2 separate regions of the Mus musculus genome follow, and region 1 is linked to region 2. Evidence: chromatin loops called from intact Hi-C (ENCODE). Cell type or tissue: left cerebral cortex. All regions are shown on one strand. Links, peaks and the distances in the headings refer to the core of each region. The heading gives the core; the rest is flanking DNA. Region 1 overlaps Paxbp1 (PAX3 and PAX7 binding protein 1). Region 2 overlaps Urb1 (URB1 ribosome biogenesis 1 homolog (S. cerevisiae)).

Region 1 (10,193 bases), core at 1,565-9,564, 240 kb before region 2:
GGCTCCCGGTGACCTTGATCCAATCGCTCCCTTGCTGTTGTCCAGTCTCGGTTTCTCTGTAGAAGTAAATGGGAGGAGCAGATGTCCGCTGTGGCATTGGCTCTTGAAGCAGAAGAGGGACCAGGCTGCAGGGGATTTCGATTTTACTTGTACCTCAACATCATGTTAGGAAAAATTGGATGATTTTCGAAGGTCTTGCGTCATGCTTTCGTGATTCTAGAAAGATGGGTGAATTATCTTTGACCTCTCTGGAATTTTGTTTGAAGGAGATACAGACCAGGTTTTGCATTGTTTGAAATGTCTTGTTCTTGACTTGGATTTTCAAATTAAAGATGAGGGCTAAGTCACTCGAAACTTAGTTTTGCAAAATGATTTACTCTAGGCATAATTTTGAAATAACTGTTATTGTGACCAGAGTTATTCAGACTTGGCAGAATAACTTTGGGGTGTATTGTTTTAGGTTTCTTGACTTAATGTTTTAAGGAAGCATTCTAAATACTTTTTTATCCTGAGATGGGTGAAATATGCCAAAATTTAACAATTTTGAAGTTCCTTGGGTTACTCACTAAAATTTTCATTTAGTTTCTGGAATTGATACTATTTTTTGTTTGTTTTAATTATGTTTTGTTGAAACAGAGCCTCTATACTATAGCCCTGGCTGATCTGGAACTCACTCTGTAGTCTAGGCTGAACTCAAATTCAGAGAGCTGCCTGCCTTTGGCTGCCCAGCTCTGGGATCCCAGGCATTTGCTGCCAAGCCTGGCAATACCCATTTTTGAGTCTGCAATAGATTGCAATAAACTTCAGATTTTGTAATGACTTGTGTGTGTGAAAATATGCTGGCAGAATGAAAACAGCACAAAGGCACGAGGAAGGGAGAGCACTTTCTGAGTTGGTGTCTTACAGACTTCATTCTGTTTCTCTTAAGAAAATGAAGAAGTGTTCAAAGTAAAGAAATCAAGTTACAGCAAAAAGATAGTTAAATTGCTTAAGAAAGAATATAAAGAAGACCTTGAAAAATCAAAGATCAAGACAGAACTCAACACAGCAGCTGACAGTAAGTATCAGATAATTCTTTCAAGTGAGAGAAGATAGCAGTTCCTTCCCACAGGGCTTTGCAGTATATATTGTGAACTCTTTCTACTAACCAATGTCCACATTAAGTTTGCAATACTGTTCTATAATTTTTCTCACACATTAAAAAAAAAAGATGGATTGTTGCTTCTGAATTCTTGCTAATATAGAGACTGTTGTATGGAAAAGGAAGAGAGATTTCCTGTTTGAGCCATAAAGACAGATTATTCTATTTAAAATTTTTATACTGCTGTTTCACAGAGACAGACTTGAGTTCCTCTGGTAGTATTTCCATATTGAAAATAGCTCTTACAGAACGCGTAAGAAGTTGATGTTGGTAATACCAGTACTCAGCAGCCTTATTTGATACTAAGAGGCCAGGGACATTGTCCTCTCAAAACTCAAGTTTAAAACTTTCCCTCTACTTTTTCTGGAGGCAAACATTCTATCAATAAACCAGTCCCAAAGTTTAAAGTGTTTCAAGCAGTTACTTTACATGGTTGTTGTTTGCATTCATTATAACTGGTTACTCTCATACAGATGTTTCAGAGAGATCTTTATTCCAAAGGCTTAAAGAGAGTATTTCCCAGGTTCTCAGCTACAGGCATGGCTTGAATAAGAATACTGTTATATCTCAAGTTTACAGTGTAGCAATGGAGAGTGTTACATAAATATTCAACAGAAGTGTTAGCAGACAGTCTGGCCTGTAGGTCAAAGGTTAACTACACATTTTTAGAAAAAAGGGGACAGCTTTGTAGAAAAGTAGGATGTGAAGCTAGATCATAGATTGGAATTCCCAAAACAGGAGAAAGTGTGGGAATACCACCAAGGAGCAAGTACATTTGACTAGCTCTTTGTGAAGTGAGTAGTTCAGTGTTTGAATGTAAAAGACAAGTTGTTGACGGGTTGTGAATGAAATGCAGTAAGGGTTAGAGCTGGAGACAGGACATGGTAAATAGCCTTTGAAACTGTAACCTGCTGTTAACAGGTGTCCTGAGTTGCTACAAGCAGAGGTTGGAGTCCTAAAACAGTTGAAACTTAGTGGCCAACTTTGAACCTAGTGCCTTAGAAAGTTGATTAAGATTGACATTTTTCCTGGGAAATTGTGGGTGGGTTAAAAGTGATTGCTGTTGCCAGGCAGTGCTGCCAGAAGGCCTTTAACTCCAGCACTCAGGAGGCAGAGGCAGGTGGATCTCGTGAGTTTGAGGCCAACCTAGTCTAAAGAGCAAGTTCCAGGACAGCCAGGGCTACCCAGAGAAACACTTTCAGGAGGGGCGGTTTGCAGAAACTGGCTTTTTGAGAATCATTCCTAGGAAAAATTGATGCACTTCATGTATGCTGTTAGAAGCAGCAGCCAAATTGAAACTTTGTGCCAGGGTAAATGAGAACTGTGCATTGTTGTGGTCTAGGAGGGCGGGTGGGAGAAAGAGTGTTTTACAGAATGGAACTATTTCTGCATCTTGGGAACTGGTCCGCTCCCTGAGTTGTTGAGAACTGACTGTCTACAAGTTCCTCGAGGGGCACAGAGTGGAAATTAAGAAAGGCCTGGGTGTGTGAGGGTCAGACAGAAGTCAGTAGAAAGTTCTTAAGGCTATCTTTTGTGATTTTCCTGTCTCCTACTGTTGCTGGGTTCTATACTCATTGGGGAATTCAGTGTTCTCCCCAGAGGTAGAAACATCTGTTGGTAGGTACCATAGGTTGTCCTTCCTGTTCTTGAAACAGCAGTCCTGGAAGTACTGTTGGAACACATCGTCTAGATCTCTGTACTTGTAAGTCCTTAGGTAGGCAAAGATGAATTAACTTAAAAGCATCATTGATGAAACCCTGGCTTTGTGGTATTCCTAAACTAAACTGAAGGGCTCAGTGGAGCCTTGTCGAGGCAGGCCCTTATATATACCAGGCTGGCCTCCACCCACACAGGCTAGGGTAGCCTTGAGAGTAATCACCTCCTTACAGCTGTGGGCCTCCTGTGCTCCCGGGGATCAATACTCAAACATGTATCCATTTGAGGTGCAGAACTGAAAAAAACATATATACATACACACACATATAATAACTTTTAACTGAGAATGTACTGGGGTTGTTTACTTCTATATACCCATTAAGATGCCTATTTTTTTTTTTTACAAAAAAAAGGAAAACCCCTCAGCAAATTGCAAATGTTGACAACATAAAGAAACTAGAATATTTCTGCACTACTGGTGAGGAAGGTGAACAACAAATACTGTATGATTTGATAATAGTTGATATTTAGAACAGTCAAAATGAGTAACTAGGACAGTTGCTAAGAGGACCTGGGTAGGGCTGGCACTTCCGAAGGTCCCGAGTTCAAATCCCAGCAACCACATGGTGGCTCACAACCATCCGTAACGAAATCTGATGCCCTCTTCTGGAGTGTCTGATAACAGCTACAGTGTACTTACATATAATAAATAAATAAATCTTAAAAAAAAAAAAAAAGAGGACCTGGGTAGAGGTAGAGTTGAGTATGTGACTAGACCAGAAGACTCAGGACTGACACTTGTGACAGACATAGCTTGAAAAGAAAACCAAGGTCTTGAAGAGGGATTTGTGTGCTCATCTTCCCAGCACTCCCTGCAGCTAGCACACAGGTGAGCAGCTGGATAGGACGTGTGTGCACACGCAGTGCCCTAGTGAAGCTTGGGAAGGAAAGTCTGACAGCCTGCCTGTCATTGACTAGATCTGGGGACATCACACCTAAGCAACTGATTGTCAACAAATGCACAAACTGCTACTGCCTACCAGGTATAGATTTACCGCTTATGAAAGGATGTATGTGAGGAGCAATGGGAGTGAGTGGCTGATGGTCACACAGTGTATGGGTGTGTTTAACACTAAGTAGACACTCAGAAAAGAGAGAGAGAGAGAGAGAGAGAGAGAGAGAGAGAGAGTGTGTGTGTGTGTGTGTGTGTGTTTATGTCTGCGTGCACGCGTGCTGTAAGGGGAGGTCAGAGGACAGCCTGCAGGAGGCGCTTCCTGCCTTCCACTAGATGGGTAGTGGGCATGAAACTCAGGCCAGCAGGCTTGCAAGACACTTCTATCTGTTGAGCCATCTTCATATGCTATAGTTCAAGTTTATTTTATTTTACCACAGTAATAAACTGCAAGTAGTGACCCACGAGCTTTAAAATATCTATAGGCTCATTCACCCTTTGAGTGCATTAGATCTGTTTTCAGTCTGAGAGGCCACCGGACTTGGAGGAGGGAATAGGTAGAGTGGGGCTGGCAAGTTGGTTCAGTAATTAAAAAGTTGCCAAGCCTGACTACCTTAGTTCAGCTCCCAGAAATCCACCACCCGAAGGAGAGAATTGATTCCTGAAGGTTGTCATTTGACTTCTACACGTATGCTGTGGGACCATGTGATCATCAAACATATAAAAAATAAATATGAAAATAATCTTTCAAATAAAAAGGTACTTTAAAAAAAAACAGCTCTTGCTCTTTTCTTGCTGCCTTGCTCTTCCCTCCCCGCTTCTCTCCCCCCGCTTCCCTTCCCCTCTCTCTCCACACGCTCATGGCTCATGGCCTCTCTAGTTCACTCCTTCTCCCCCCCCCTTCTTTCTGCCTCTGCAACTCTCTTAACTCCCCTCCCCATGCCCTGAATAAACTCTATTCTATACTAAAAAATAACATAAAATAAAAAGGTGCTTTACCTAGTCATGGGACTAAACTAATTTGTAAAGCCTTAGGCTTCACATGCACTTAACAGGGAAGTTGGTAACTAGCAAGGTAAGGCTGCACTTTAAAGAACAACAGCCTGACAAATCAGAAAGAGGATGGTCTGAGATTTCCTAGCCCAGGACTGCTATGTGTAGGAAGGGCACTGCCTGAGGAGGAGGACACGCTAACAGCGTGGGACGGTGATCCACTGAGGAAACAGATGGTCTTTCCTTTTAGAAGGAAGTTTTGCTCTTCTCTTTAAGTTGTACTCATTGCACCCAGGAAAAGCATTATCAAGGTCAGTGGGTCAAGGTCAAAGCAAGTAATAGCAGAGATTAAGTTAATTGGAAGTGTTACAGACCTAGAACAGTTTATTACAAAGATACACACTCATAGTGGGAATGTATTCTTAAGTCAGCCTTCAACTCAGACTGGAACTGATATTGAGAACTCTGTCTACATGTTAGAATGTGGCCATTCCAGGGCTTCCTCCCAGTCAATAGTCCTAGTGTTCTATAATCTATAATGTGTCTCTGTCTCACTCTGGGCTCACAGATCTATCAGGTTTGTTGTGCTTTGTGGTACATACTTAAATGTTGAGTTGTGACAGGGTCAGGCTCATACAGTGTAGATGCAATTGTTGGGGTCTCTTCATCCTGATGATAGATGAAAAGTCGTATTGGTACAGTCATTCAACCACCAAATATTTAGCTCTCAACAGAAGACTGTCATAAATGGGTGTAGTGTTTAGTCCAGGGCAGGTGTAAAGTAGATGAGTTAAAAGCGTGTGAGCAGCAATGCAGAGGTGGCTCACCAGTTGAGAGCACTTTCTATTCTTAGAGAGGATCTGAGTTCAGTTTCTAGCACTTGCATGGGTGACTTAAAACAGCCTGTAACTTCAGCTCCAGGGGAGCTGCACACATGTGCACACATCCACATGCAGTCCTGCACACCTGCACACATGTGCACACATCCACATGCAGTCCTGCACACCTGTACACATGTGCACACCTACACACATGTGCACACATCCACATGAAGTCCTGCACACCTGCACACATGTGCACACATCCACATGCAGTCCTGCACACCTGTACACATGTGCACACATCCACATGCAGTCCTGCACACCTGCACACATGTGCACACATCCACATGCAGTCCTGCACACCTGCACAGGATTACCTAGTGAGATTTTGATACATTTACTAAATTTTTTACAAAGTTAACCAAAATGTCATTTTATCCCTGTTTTCTCTGTATTACCCTTACCTAGTCCTATCTTCTGTGCTATTTCATATTCATGGTTGAGGTTTTTAAGTACTAGAAATGAAGTCAGTTTTAGTGGACTGAGTTCAAGATTTAATAAGCAGTGCCTTGATAGTTTGTGACTTTCTACTTTAAGTATATTTTAATTGATCTTTTCAAAACTGCAGGTGACCAGCCTCTGGACAAAACGTGTCATGCTAAGGACACAAACCCAGAAGATGGAGTTGTCATCAGCGAGCACGGTGAGGATGAAATGGACATGGAGAGCGAGAAGGAGGAGGAGAAGCCCAAGGCCGGGGGCGCCTTCTCCAATGCTCTGTCTTCCCTGAACGTGCTCCGCCCAGGTGAGTGCTTACAGGATGATGGCCTGGATCCTGGCCCTTAGGGCATTGCAACAGAGTGATGCTTGTAATGAGGACGTCTTTGTAAGGCATGTTGTTTCTATATTTGCAAATGTAGAAAATACAAGGACCAAAAGTTTAGTTTTCCAAAGTTTCTTATTACTTAGAAAATACTTTAAGAATGTTCTGTGTACGGTGTATCTGTATGGGTATGTTCATGTAAGTGCAAGTTCCTGAGGAGCCTGAAGAGTATGTTGGTTTCCCTGGAGCTAGAGCTACAGGTGGATGGGAGCCACCTGATGTGGGTGACAGGACCAGAACTGAGTGTCTCGGAAAAGATGTCTCTGCTGGGCAGGGGAAATCGTGACGCAGTTCATCGACAGCTCATCAGTTGGATTGCATGTAGAGTTTAGGAAGAGGCACCAGGAGCCAAGGTTAAGTACCATGCTGACAAGACCATCTTGGATTATTTATTGTATTCTTGCTGTTTTTAAGAAAGTGCTGTTCACACCCCAGGTACGTGTGTTTTTTATCATTCTGATCATTTGTTTCTAGGAGAAATCCCAGATGCAGCTTTCATACATGCTGCAAGAAAGAAGCGACAACTGGCCCGGGAGCTGGGCGACTTCACGCCTCACGACAGTGAGCCTGGCAAAGGCCGCCTCGTCCGCGAGGACGAGAATGATGCCAGCGACGATGAGGACGATGATGAGAAGCGCCGGATCGTTTTTTCTGTGAAGGAAAAGTCACAAAGACAAAAGATCGCTGAGGAGATAGGTAACTTGCTGGACTTGACAGCAAGCGCACTGCGCTGCATTAGACAGACGACCCCACACTGGAACAGCTATGTGTTAACTGTTCTCGCCAGAGTACGAGGATGTTCCACGGCTCTCTGTCTTCAGCAGTTCTGGGTTGCGAGTAGTAAGGGCTTTCTGTACATAGATTTATGTTACTCTCTGTTCCTAAGTCATACAGACTGTGCTTCCCTTTGTAGAGTTGATGTCAAGCTTAAAAGAGCTTAAGAAACCAAAGATTGTAAGTGAAACGTTGAATACTATTCATTACAGAAGGGTGCCATCATTAAAACAGGCCAAGTCAGGAGGATCTACAACATCAAAGCAGACGTGTTAGCAAGATCAGGAGTTGTGCTCAGTTCTTGAGAACCGCTCAGGGCCACTTCCTTCCTGTTGTTGAATGTTGATTTCTTTTTTTCTGGCCTCAGGTATTGAGGGGAGTGACGATGACGCGTTAGTAACTGGAGAGCAAGACGAGGAGCTCAGCCGCTGGGAGCAGGAGCAGATTAGAAAAGGAATTAACATCCCTCAGGTAAGAAGACAGACTTCGGGAGGAAAACAGGTGGACAGGCTTTCGTTGTTGTTAGTGTGGAGTGGACCACAGTGACCAGCCTATGCCGCTCAGTCGGCTGTCACGGGTGAATTGGCATGTGGTTATGTAGTCATCAGGTCGGTAGGAGACACTATGTCAGAGTTTGCTTTTTATAGTCAGAATGGAGGACCATTGTCCAGTTTCTCCAACTGGTCCTTCAGCAGCAGCATCTGGAAGCCATGACAGAGCACAGTGGGGTCAGAACGTGGGGCTTGCCCAGCGCTCGCTTAGCAAGTTTCCTTGGTGATTCTGTCACATGCCGCAGCTTGAGAATTCTACCTTGAACCAAATGTTGTGTTTTTGTTGTTAATGTTTTAATTTTGAAGATGGGTTTCCAGGTATGCAAAAACTGAGATTGATAAAGAATATCTGGCAGGGTAGCTGCAGTGATGTGCTTTGCAGCAGCGCAGAGGAAGCTGCATAAAGTGAGCATTCTTGTAGTGTTGGGAGCAGACGGGGACCTTGGAGTAGCTGGAAGAGTCCTAATTGTAAACGAAGTCACTTATCCTCCTAAATGTTAGCTGGGTCATACATTTATTTCCTTTCTAAACTCGGAGAGACTTTTTCTGAAAACCATTAGAAATAAAATCAGTGATTTTTACCAGGACCTAGGAATTTATACAACCCTATGTTTATTTGATTTTGAAGAATATTGTAGTTACTATCTTAATTCCTGTGTGGGAAGTGGGTATAATTTTTGCTGTTGTTTGGTTTTTGTTCATAACAAGATTTATTTTTAAAATTTATTTATTTAAAAAATTTTTTTAATTTATTTATTTTTAAAATGTTTTAAATGTATTTATTTTTAAAATTAGTTTGCTCATACATCCATGTTTTTCAGGTTCAAGCAAGTCAGCCCAGTGAAGTGAATGTGTACTACCAGAACACCTACCAGACAATGCCTTACGGTGCATCCTATGGCATACCGTATAGTTACACAGCCTATGGATCATCAGATGCCAAGTCTCAAAAAACAGATAATACAGTCCCTTTCAAAACTCCCAGTAATGAGATGGCTCCCGTTACTATTGATTTGGTAAAGAGACAGCTTAAAGACAGGTAGGGCAGATCAACTTCTTAAAGACCTGTCTGCTAGCTTTCTGGTCCCTCAGGCACCCTGTAGTCTGGGGTGGCAGATGCAGCATGCCGGCAAAGAAGACTCACTGGCCCACCTTCAAAAGCCAAACAGAAGATGACTTCCTGCTTTGCTCTGCTACCTTCCTGGATTACTTCTGTGGAAGCCTCAAAGTTATTAAAATGCCGCTCCATGAGCTTGTGGAAGACAGTGCTGAGTTTCACCTCTCGGACTCTGAAAGTGTAGTCAAGAGATGGGGGGAGACCAAAGCAGGAGATTTTGGTTAGCCCACCAAATAAGTCTGTAAACTGCCTTCTTAAATTTATTTTTTATTTTATTTTACTTTTCTAAGAAAAGCAGCACAGCCAGAAAGATGCATTCCGAATATTTTCATGTTCTAGTAATGGAACTAAAATGCATTATAGTATTGCAAGAGTCCTGACAACATTGAGTTCTACATGTAAATGTGTTATATTTATCCTTTTGTGTTCTTAAGGTTGGACTCCATGAAAGAATTGCACAAAACCAATCAACAGCAGCATGAAAAACATCTGCAAAGCCGAGTGGACTCCACCAGGGCTATTGAGAGATTAGAAGGGTCTTCTGGGGGTATTGGTGAACGGTATAAATTTTTGCAAGAAATGCGAGGGTATGTCCAAGACTTGCTTGAGTGTTTCAGTGAAAAGGTAAGAATGCAAAAATAATAATCTCTTTGAATAAGGCAAAAATAGGGAGACCTAGGTGGCCGTTCATAGAGCATCTTGTCATCCTCAGAAAGCAGGGTCCTCGGCTTTTAGACGTGCTGAGGTCAGGTTTCAGTTTCTTTACATCATTAGTTGAGGCCAACACAGTGCTTCATCCAAACAAAATGAGACTGTCTCAGAGCGCACGTTTTCAGACTCTGAAAATCCTGTCTCAGTATCATGTTAGTTTACTGGCCTGTGATGAGTTGATAGATAAAAGGGATTTACCTAATAGTGTTTTGTTTTATGGTTCAGATCTAATTTCATTTTTATACTATTTTTCAGGAATTGTAAATATTTATAAATAGTGCCGTACATGACAAGTTTTTGCTAGCTAGTTCCACTTTTTATGGCGGTATTTCTGTTATCATCTAAGCCAATGATTGATTCATTTCAGAAGCCATTCATTGTCATGTTTTTATTCCTTGACCATTTCTCATTTCTGCATTCACTGCTTTAGTGTGACAGTTGACAAAATCTTTTGAATATATTTAAAAATTAGTTGCATATGCTGACTTCTCAAGTAACTTCCTGTTTGTTTGTTTTAAGATAATACTCCATATATGTCATGCACAGACACGTACAGTAATAATTTAAAATTTAAAAGGTGGGAGGAAGAGCGGC
Region 2 (10,193 bases), core at 998-8,997:
AGAGCCACTGTCACCCTGGGCCACCTCTGTCAGATGTGGTACTTGCTCACTGTTGCACTTGGCTGCGCTGTGGGAGCCTAGGAGACCTGAGGGATAGAGCCACTGTCACCCTGGGCCACCTCTGTCAGATGTGGTACTTGCTCACTGTTGCACTTGGCTGGGCTGCGGGAGCCTAGGAGACCTGAGGGATAGAGCCACTGTCACCCTGGGCCACCTCTGTCAGATGTGGTACTTGCTCACTGTTGCACTTGGCTGCGCTGCGGGAGCCTAGGGCAGCAGCGTTCCTTGAGAATGTTTAAGGAGCGAGTACAGTTGCAGGGGAAACGCTACACGCAGTAGGAAGTGAGGTTGAGAAGGCCTGAGTGTGAGCAGAGGCCACCCAAGTGCAGCGGGCTTCGAAGGCTTTACTTTGTGCTGTATGCAGTACCAGCATCAGCCCCTTTAGACTTTATGTAAGCCCGGTTAGGTGGCCCCTTGCTCTTGCTCATGTTGTAGATAAGGTATCAGAACTCAGCATTCAGTGACCTGCCCACCACCATGGAGCTAATAGGCAGTTACTCTAGGATGTAGGTCCAGGTGTTTGCCACACACTTCTGTTTTTAATTGGTGTGTTCTTACCTGCTGTGTTCATAGTGCCCGGCCTTGCTCCTTACTCCTCATACCTGACCAGATGGCGCAGACTGGCTCGAGTCAGCCACATAGAGCTGCTGTCCAAGAAGAAAGATATAGTTGACTCTGTACAATTTATGGCTCTCACCTGCAGAATCAAGTCGTCTTCTAGGGCTAGAGCCAGAATTTCAGCATGAGTTTGCCCACAACCAGCTTCTTTCTTATACTGGCTTCATTTGAATGCTTTTATAATGTACACATGGGTTCATCTGCCAGGGGCCACTGTAACTAAAGACTGCACACCAGATGCTAAACAGCATTTATGTTCTTGCAGATCTGGGTAGAAAGAACCCAATGTAATGTGCATGAAGGCTACTCCTGAGCTGCACACAGTTGCCTTTCACTGTGTCCTCATAAGACCTCACCTCTTCCAAGATCTCTCTGGTGTCCCTTATTATTAGGACATCAACCTGATGACCTCACTCATCCTTAATTGTCTCTTAGAAGTCCTGTCTTCAGATAGCCTTGTAGGAGTTGCCGCCTTAGTTCAGTGGGTTCTTTGCCTCTTTGGGTGGGAGTCACTGAACAAGGAAGTATGGTGTAGTGGTGGCTGTGATGGTTTCTGAGGAGACTGTCCTGTTGATCTCTTAACTCCTATTTCAGCTTTGGAAGCCTTCGTCTCTGCTGCCAAGAAGCTACCGCAGGAAGACATGTGTGATGTTGTCGAGGGCTACATCAAGATTTCCATGGAATGTGCAGAGATTTTCCAGCTCCTGAGTGGGGAGAAGCGGCCCGAGAGTGAAGTAGGTTGTTTCTTACTTGCATGATGAGGAGAAGTCTGTGTTGTGTAGCAGTGAGCTTGGCAAAGTGTGATATATCCATGTCTTGGTCATTACCAGCTTCCTTTAGAAAGTGACCTCTTATTCCAATGCTTTGCTTCTGTGGCCTTTGTGGAAAACAGCAACTTCTCTCTAATAGTTTATAATAATGTCATAAGCCAAGATTACAGTTTTTAAAAAGTGTTTATTCATTTATTTTTATGTGTATGAGTATTTTGCATGTATGTATGTATGTATGCATGCATGCATGTATGTATGTGCACCACACACATGCTTATTGCCACAGAGGCTAGAAGAAGGCATTGAGTTCCCTGGGACTTGGGTACAGACAGTTGTGAACTGCTGAGTGGGTGCTGGGAACTGAACTCAGGTTTTCTGCAAGAGCAGCCAGGTCTTTCAACTGCTGAGCCATCTTTCCAGCCCCAGGATTATGGGTTCTTATAGTGCACTAGGTTTGCTTAGGGAAATGCTGTGTGTTAGAGACTCAGAACACATATGGAACTGGACTCTAGTTGTAAGGCTGTGGAACTGAATGTCTTCAGAGAACTGAATTTCATCCTCAATAAAGTTTTGTCCTTTGCTTTTGTCTTGTGAAGCTAAGCAGCCTCTTGTATGTGTGTAGTTCAGAGCCTGGGTAAGGCTGGTGAACTCTTGCCTGCTTCCCTCTTGTTATTTTGGCTCAGGATCTGGGAAGGGCTAATGTCGTAACCCCAGCTAAGGCGAGAGTGAAATGATTGGCACTGTTCAATTCTGCCTTTGCAGATGCTGTTAATATTTCAAGCTTTCGAGGCCATATTACTGAGGACAGCCAGTGATCTTACGCATTTCCACGTGGTGGGTGCCAACATTGTGAAGAAGCTGCTGTACAACCACATGAAGCTCCTCTGTGAGTCCCTGTATGCGTCTGGTTACAGGTGAGCTGTGTGTCGGTGGCCAGGGACCAGCCGCTAGGTTGGCTGTTACTGAACTTGTTCAGACCCTGACTCAGCCCATTCTTAATCAGTGACCTGCAGGGACCACTGCCGACTTCTCACACCAAGCGTCCCTTCTGCTCTAGGCTGCTCTCTTCACTGTCCTGGGACTCAACCATGCCTTACATAGCCTGTTCTGCCTAGATGGTTCATTTCTAAGTAACCATGGTCTATGTATTCCTCAATACTTTGCAGAGGAAAGGCCTGTATGGTCTTCACCGACCATCTTAGGCCAGTAACAGTCCCACTGTCCTTTTTTGTCTCCGTGTCCCACTTTAGTTTTCTGCATGCAGACAAATACCTGTGCATTTGACACAATGGTCTACATCTATTGACTGTCTTCTTCCCTAAGTGTGTGCAGAGGATCATAGCATCGTATTCTCCAGGGTCTAGAACAACACCTGGCATGGAACCACCAAGTCTGGCAAGCTCAGAGAAGAAGGCTGCCTAGAGGGCACTTTTGGAGACACCTCTTTAAAGTTGTCCTTTATGTCCCCAAAACACAGTGACTGGGATGTGGCTGCTCGGACACTGATGGTCACTTGACGATAAAACGTTTGTCTTTAGTAATGGGTATGATAGCTTACACTTTAATCCCAGAATTCAAGAGACAGATGCAAGCAGATATCTGTGAGTTCAGGGCCAGCCCAGTCTCTACAGAGTGAGTTCCATTTTAGCCAGAGCTACTACATACATAGTGAATCTCTGTCTTAAATAATAATAATTTTTTTCATTTTTGTATTATAATCTTTCCTTGGCTTTTTTTAGTTCCTTATAACGTTTTGGTCATGCTTTTAAAAAATGAAAGAGAAGAGCATTGAGGCTTTGTCCTCTTCCCTGGTTTTGGGTAGAAAATCCTACAGCAGGTATGCTCTGGGTCCCTCCTAGTGCTGCTCCTATTCCTGACACGTGCTTTCCTGTCCCTGTGCAGGATGGCTCGAGCCTGCCTGGACCTGATGACTGCCATGGTGACCCAGGGTCCTGAAGCTGCCAGAGATGTGTGCAGCTCTTTGGATTTGAATAAAAAAGCCTTGTTTGCCTTGGTGACCAAGAGGGATTCAAAGGTGAGAGCTCCAGTGTCATGGTTGTCCGTAGTTCCCTTCCCTTTGGGAGACTTTGGTGGTGGTTTCTCTCCCTCCCTTCCCTTGGTCCTCACACAGCTGCAGAAGGCCACGTCTTTGAGTAGGGCAGCAGCCTTTCCCTCACCCCCTCACCCCAAGTCTGGCTTTGATGGTCCAGTGGCTCAGCAGAACCTGAACCACTGGGACATCTGAGAAGATCTGGGCCTACCCAAAGGGGATGAGGTTGTCTTGGTGGCTTTGTTCTCTGCCTAGGAGGATAGATTTAAGCTCTCCTCTGAGTGAATAGGAGAGCCCCTCTCTGCCTCACAGCTGTGAGTTTATATAGCGTCCCAGTCTCCTTGCCATTGTGTCCCCTTTAGAGAAATCCTTTGCAACGCTAAACCAGAGCAGGCTCCTGAAGCTGTGGGGACTGACCTTTGCCCCCCCCCCCCCCCCCAGTGTCGTCTCCACCGGGTAGAAGCTGAGCGTACCAGCAAGGGTGGAGAAGGACTGCTTGGATGTCAGGAGCATGTATGAGTTCACTGGTATAGCTCTAGAGCTGACACTGGGCATGGCAGGGCTCTGGAGAAGAAAACCCACCACAGATGTCTAAGCTCCCAGCGTAGGGGCCAGCTGCAGGTCTTGGTAGCACCTGTTCTCGCTTGCCAGATTGGCTCCTAATGGTGCTCAGTGCTGTGCACAGCCAAGGCCTGAGTGTTTTCCCCCTGAGAATAGAGCACAGTGAACACATACTATGCCCTGGCTGAGGTGGACGACTGTGTTGCTGTGCATGTCCTCTGTTAAAAACAGACAATATGCTAGTTCCTTGTCCTAGTATGCCTGGCAATTAGATTTCTTAACTGCTAGAAAGTAGTCTGATGGGTTCATAATAATGCTGAAACTTTTATGGTTTCGAGTCTAGCCTGGTGTTAAGGGTTTATAGAATTTTAAATAAGGCCGTGTCTGAGGGAAGAAAGTCCAGGTCTCAGTGTCCCTTAGACTTTATTAACATGTCAACATATTCCCATCAGTGGGTAAGGCTTTGGACATGAAATGCACTTATAATGAAAAGAGTGATCCAAGCTGAATGAGTAAGGTGTATTCAGGCCACCCAGATAGCCAGGACAATGTGGAAAGCCCAGCTAGGGCTCTTCCTCCCATACCCTGGCTACAGCAGCTGCTCAGCCAGGCTCCAGGGGGCACTGTTTTATCCCTGAACTCTGCAAAGTGGAAGGCTCTGTCCCATTGCAAGTGCTTGTACTTGCCTTGTGTGATCTGCATAAGCTCCTTTAGGTATATTGTGGTCAGTGACAGCCAGACATTAAGCTTTTTCAAAAGCCAGAGGCGTTAAAAATAGAGCAGCACACGGAACCTCGAGTTCCAGCTTTAGCCAGTGTCAGCCACCTTCACCCACTTTACAGTCCACCTTTCCAGTTGACTTTTATAGCAAATCTCAAAAGAGAATAATATTTCAGTATAAATATTTCAGCATGCACTCTTAGCAGAATAATGTCTTTAAAAACAAAACCACAATGGTATTATGGGACGGTCACCATTAATAATTTCTCACCATGAACAGCCAGTTTGGTCTTTGGATCTTCCAGTCTCAAAAACATTTTTATACTTTTTGGTTCAAATCTGGGTCTAAACAAGGACCATATTTTTGTTGTATTTGCCTAATAGGTTTGTCGGGTGTCTTTAAGTATCTCAAGCATTTGAGGCTCCCCATCCCAATACTCTGAAGTTGTTGGAGATGGAGAGTCCTTTCTGTTTTGTAAGGTATATTTTAATGTTTTTGAAGAAAGTAGATCATGTCTCTGTTTACTCAGCCAAAGAAAGCATTGTTAAAATCTTGTGCCAAAGAGCAGCTTTGCCAAATGTTTCAGCCTATTTTAGAAAGTATTTTTCAGAACAAGTCTAGAGAAGTTCAGAACGTTTCCTTTCTGGGATGATGTCCCTGTGAGGTCGTAGGGTGGGAACGAGGAGTCGGCACAGGCTGTCTTCAGTGGGAGTGGGATGCCTTTGAAGGGTAGGCTGGAAGCCTGTGGCAGTGCCTAGCCTAAGGAGGGTGGGTGCCTTGGCTCTGAGATTGGTCAGTCTAGTCTCTGCAGTATAGGACTTGAGATTGGAGGTTGGTTGTGATCTAGGATGGGAACTAGTATATGGTAGCCATTTTTTTTTCATTTAGAAATTCTTTATTGGAAGATCTTACAGGAAGATTTTGTCAAGTTTATTCTTGTACTCATACTCTAGAAAAATCTAAAGTGACAGAACTGGGCACTAGGGATTCCGGGCCCAGACTGCCTCTGCAGTCTTGACTTGAGAGAAGAAGAAGGTTGGTGGTGATGGTGGTGGTGATAATGAGTCTTTTTCCAACTCATTTGTAAAGTGTGAGTGCTCCCATGGGCTGTTGAGAGCTGAAGGAGGTGTCAGGGATTCAGTTTGTCATTGAGCCTGGCATGCATGAAGCAGGTGCTCATTACACACCGCCATTGTCCTCACGCGTTCACAGTGACTGCTGCCACCTCTTCTATTAACTCCTGAGCGGGCCAGGGTGATCTGGACGGCAGGGATGCTGAGTCCTTGGTCTTGCCAGGTGTTCAAGAACATACTTTCTCTCATATTAACTTGATTCTTGCAATGCATTCCAATTGTTGGAGTAACTGGGAATTGGAAAGGTTTTCTGTCTGAGTGGTGGAGGCTCTAAATACATGTTCCCGTGCTGGAGCAGCTGAGGCGACCTGTGCCTTCACTCCCTTGTGCTGAGACATGAATATACCTTAACATTGGGAGGGAAAGCTGATGAGATGGCCCATGGCTTCTCCACAAGTGTTGGGTGCTTGTTATGGCTTTTGTGCCTGCCTCCCTGGGTCATAGCAATGCCTGTGAGCTGTATCCCAGATGCCCGTGTGTTCGTAACATGAAGCATCATCTGTCCTTTGCTTTTCAGTGTTAATAACTGATTTACAATTTCTAATAACCAGATCTCACCACATTGGCCTCTCATCAGAAGCAGCACCATGTCTCCATTATCTCTGGCTTTCCTAAAACACAAATAATTGTTTTCATTAGCAAGCAAAGGGGATTGATCCCAGCAGGCAAAGGATGTTTGTCCCTATCCTAGAGTGAACTAAAGAAACTTAGGCGTACGTGCCTTCTGTGTTCTTCTCTGTAATGGCAGCATGTGACATGTGAGTCTCCTTTGTCCTACAGGGAGTGCATGACGTCCGGCTGGCCTACATCCAGTTTGCCCTTTCCTTCCTAATTGCGGGTGATGACAACACCATTGGACAAGTCCTGGAGATAAAAGGTGGGAGTGCCCTGTCCCTTGGGGACGTGTGAGGTTCAGGGAACCTACCGCAAGGGTTTCTTCCAAAAGAGGCTGCAGCCTCTGTAGCTGCAGTGCGTGCTACAGTGCTCGGACGATGCCTTTGAGCAGTTGTGTGTTGACAGCACTGGTTGGTGTTCCCTTGAGGCCATCTGGGATGCCAGCACAACCTTGAGACGCAAACAGGAGGCTTCATGGCTTTTGTTCCAAAGGACACGCAGATTCATAGCTCCGATTTTTCTTAGTATTTATATTTTTTAACATTTTTACTTATTTATTTTTTATGTGTCTGTTGTTTCCCCTGTGTGTATGTTTATAGACTACATGCTTGTGGCCCCTGCAGAGGACAGAGGCGGGCATCACATCTCCTGGGACTGCAGTTAGAAACAGTTTTGATCTATTAATGTAGGTTCTGGGAATCAAACCTGGGTTCTCTGGAAGAGCAGCTATTGCTCTTAACCACTGAGCCGTCTCTCCAGACCCAGTAATTGCAATAATTAAAAAAAAAAAAAAAGTATAAGGGTTTGGGATATAGCTCAGTTGTATAGCGCCTACTTAACATATACAAGGAGTTTGATTTCTGCACCATAATAACTAACATAGACAGATAAATTGATTGCTATTATGGCTGTACTCCATGTTATTAGAATATTACAGAATGTAAGGGAGCTTCACTTTGACCACCTCTGGTGACTGCCTCCTTGGAGCAAGGCTTGCCAGTTATTAGGAACATTAGTGTTTTATTAAGAGCTTCAGAAAGATAGTAATGACTGTCCTGTGGTAGCATATAGCAGTCGCTCAGAGTTCCAGAATCTTACCCTTATGTCCTAGAAGAGCACTGGGCTAAGTCCTTGGGAGAGTCCCCATGTGCTATAGCCTAAGTGGTTGGTGACCAACCCTTCTGCCTCAGCCAGGGCAGGGGAACTGAGCTTCGTGCTACGGGTGAGGGTCTGAGTAAAAGTGAGACTGTCTGTGGTCAGCCTGGGCCGTGTGGTGGCTCTGTTGCTGTTGGTCAGAGCGTGAGGGGAGGAGAGAGATTGCATTTGCTTAAGGTCTACATTAGTGACTTTTCTTTTTGCTGTAACAAAGTACCTGACAAGCAACTGAAGGATGGAGAGGTTTATCTGGGCTTGTGTTAGTTTAGGGAACAGTCTTTCATGGCAGGGAAGGCATGATGGCAAGAGTGTGAAGTAGCTGGTGACATTGAAGCCATGGTCAGGAAGCAGAGAGACGAATGTAAACATTACCATCCCATGGGCCTCAATGATAGTGAGAAAGCAGGCTGAGTGCCAGCATCCATCGCTCTCCAGCTAACCGTTAGCAGGGGATGGGGTGAGCAGACGGAGCACTAGGTGTCCCCATACCCACTGAGGTCAGTGTTGCAGGGACGGGGGTGAGTAGAGAAAAGCAGCAGGACCATCAGGCAGAGCAGCTGGACCCGGCAGAACCAAGCCAACTCGGATGGCACCGTGTTTGCTGCTGAGTAGAGGATTATGGTTAACTTGAAATTTGTGCTTTGACTTTAAAAACAAAAAAAAAAGAATGAGTTCTCTTTGTAGGATTGTGTGTGTTCTTTAGGCTTGTGTGTAGCCAGTGAGACAGATTGTTGGGTCTGCAGCTGTCTTGTAGGTAGAGAGAAGGGCAAACAGACTACCCCCTCTGCGCTGTGAAGCAGCTCAGAGCCCAGGACATCCCAAGCACCCCTGAGCTCATTAGGTGGAAAAGATTTCCAGGGTTGCTACCATGCTCGGTTACCCCCCCCCACCCCACCCCCACCCCCCACCAAATAGCACCAGGTGACTGTTACTTCATGCAAGGAAACGCTAAATGGGGCTGGGCAACTACCACCCTTCCTGAAAGTTCTGTGATTGTTTTACCTTGAGATGTCCTTGAGTCCCTGTGCCACGGAACCAGTTTACTGTTGAAACTGTGAACCTGGCACAGAAATCAGGTGTGGCATTATTTGCTCTACATTTCAAAGTTCCATGCGTTTATTTAATTCTTTGCAACATTCATTTTTCAGAATTTATCCCCTGCATCTTTAGCTCAGGTATAAAGGAGGATAAGATTTCTACCATCAACATTTTATTGTCCACACTGAAAACAAAGGTACGTGTTTGCTGTCTTGTGTGTCTTGTTGTCTTTGAGGATGAGTAAAGGCCTGTCCTCACTCCCCGGCCCCCAGGGGGCTTCAGAGCTGAACTTACAGTGAGGTAGTTTGGACAAGAGCTACTTAGGCTTAAACTTGGCATTGGTGGGGAGTTAGTTTGGGGCTGGAAGGTTAAAGAAGAGCGGGAACTCAAGCAGCCTGGCCGCTTTGCGACTATAAGGGAAAAGCTGTCATATGACCTCAGCTGCAGCAGTTTGGACTGTAAATTGCAAATGATACTTTCTTTACAAACCTGCCCAAGTGTTCATTTGAGTCATGTTGCATATTCTGCCTTTTTTAGATATCTTAAGAAACATTTAAAACTTGGTAAAAGGATCACGAATTGTATATAGATACCTTCAGTGATCAGTGAACAAACTGACCCCCTGAAATGAAAAGTTAGAATCCAGTGCTTTACAAAAGACTAAGAAGCACGGATGGCACATCAGGTAGTGTTTACATCAGGGATTCTCCTCACTCAGGGTGACTGACCCATTCTCCGCTAGGGGAGACCACTTGAAGGTGTCTGGAGATAGTTCTGATTGTCACGGTGGCATGGTACCAACAGTCCCTTATGGATAAGACCAGTGACGTTACAACACATCCTGCGGGGCAGTTCCCAGAGTAGAGGCTGGGAAACCCTTCACCTAAAGTAATCTGAGCTCACCACATGGTACTCAGTGCTAGCAAAGATGAAACAGAAGTGAGCGCTTTCCGAGAGAGCGTGCTGAGCGGGACGCATGAAGTGTCAGTCTTATGTATGCTTACATGCTATTCCATTGCATTATATACTTGAACCACCCATCTGGAATACAATTTCCTGAAGCACAGTAACAGGGGTTTGGGGTAGCCCTGGGTGGTGCTGAGATCTTGATGTGGGTCCTGTATGTAAGAACTCTCGCCTGCTCCCTAGTCAGAAATGTGGTTAAAAAACAAAACAAAACAAACTATGTAGCCCTATGCTGGTCATGGCTTTGCAGGGAATAGCCTGAGTGTGGGAATACCTAATACAAACACCACAGGAACCGTGGTATCAGTTATGGTCCAGTCAGAGCACAGAAGGACACTTAGCTCTTCAAAATGACGCTCTGAGAAAAGCTAAATCATGTAAATAAAAGGAACATCCAAACCATAAATAAATATAACCAGTGTGCATTGTGGTAGGACGGAGGGGCTAAAAAAGAAACACACCAAAATGCTAAATGGATACTCTAAGATACTTGGGAATTTGGCAGA

Evidence for each region. A loop is a pair of places that touch in the nucleus more often than their neighbours do. Peaks named below come from ENCODE experiments on the same cell type or tissue, not always from the same donor. Only the 100,000 strongest peaks of a DNase experiment are listed, where the experiment ranks them.
Region 1: it touches region 2 in a loop (2.0-fold over the local background); 5 of 42 quality-filtered maps call a loop at or near these places.

The regions. Positions count from the first base shown.
Region 1 is chr16:91,033,417-91,043,609 of GRCm38, reverse strand. Paxbp1 (PAX3 and PAX7 binding protein 1) reads left to right here. Exons shown (of 18, transcript NM_026110.2): 2 at 929-1,057; 3 at 6,192-6,368; 4 at 6,921-7,142; 5 at 7,588-7,691; 6 at 8,593-8,810; 7 at 9,323-9,512. Among named protein-coding and RNA genes, the nearest start is that of Paxbp1, 5.9 kb to the left of the region's middle. In left cerebral cortex, for the core only: no CTCF peak of the experiment used is centred there; a DNase peak (open chromatin) is centred at 4,981.
Region 2 is chr16:90,796,617-90,806,809 of GRCm38, reverse strand. It overlaps Urb1 (URB1 ribosome biogenesis 1 homolog (S. cerevisiae)), which reads left to right. Exons shown (of 39, transcript NM_029497.1): 2 at 1,273-1,412; 3 at 2,211-2,362; 4 at 3,351-3,483; 5 at 6,694-6,790; 6 at 8,832-8,917. Among named protein-coding and RNA genes, the nearest start is that of Urb1, 8.7 kb to the left of the region's middle. In left cerebral cortex, for the core only: a CTCF peak has its summit at 4,667 (motif pointing right); DNase peaks (open chromatin) are centred at 4,683, 5,397, 5,902 and 6,745; H3K27ac peaks cover 375 bases.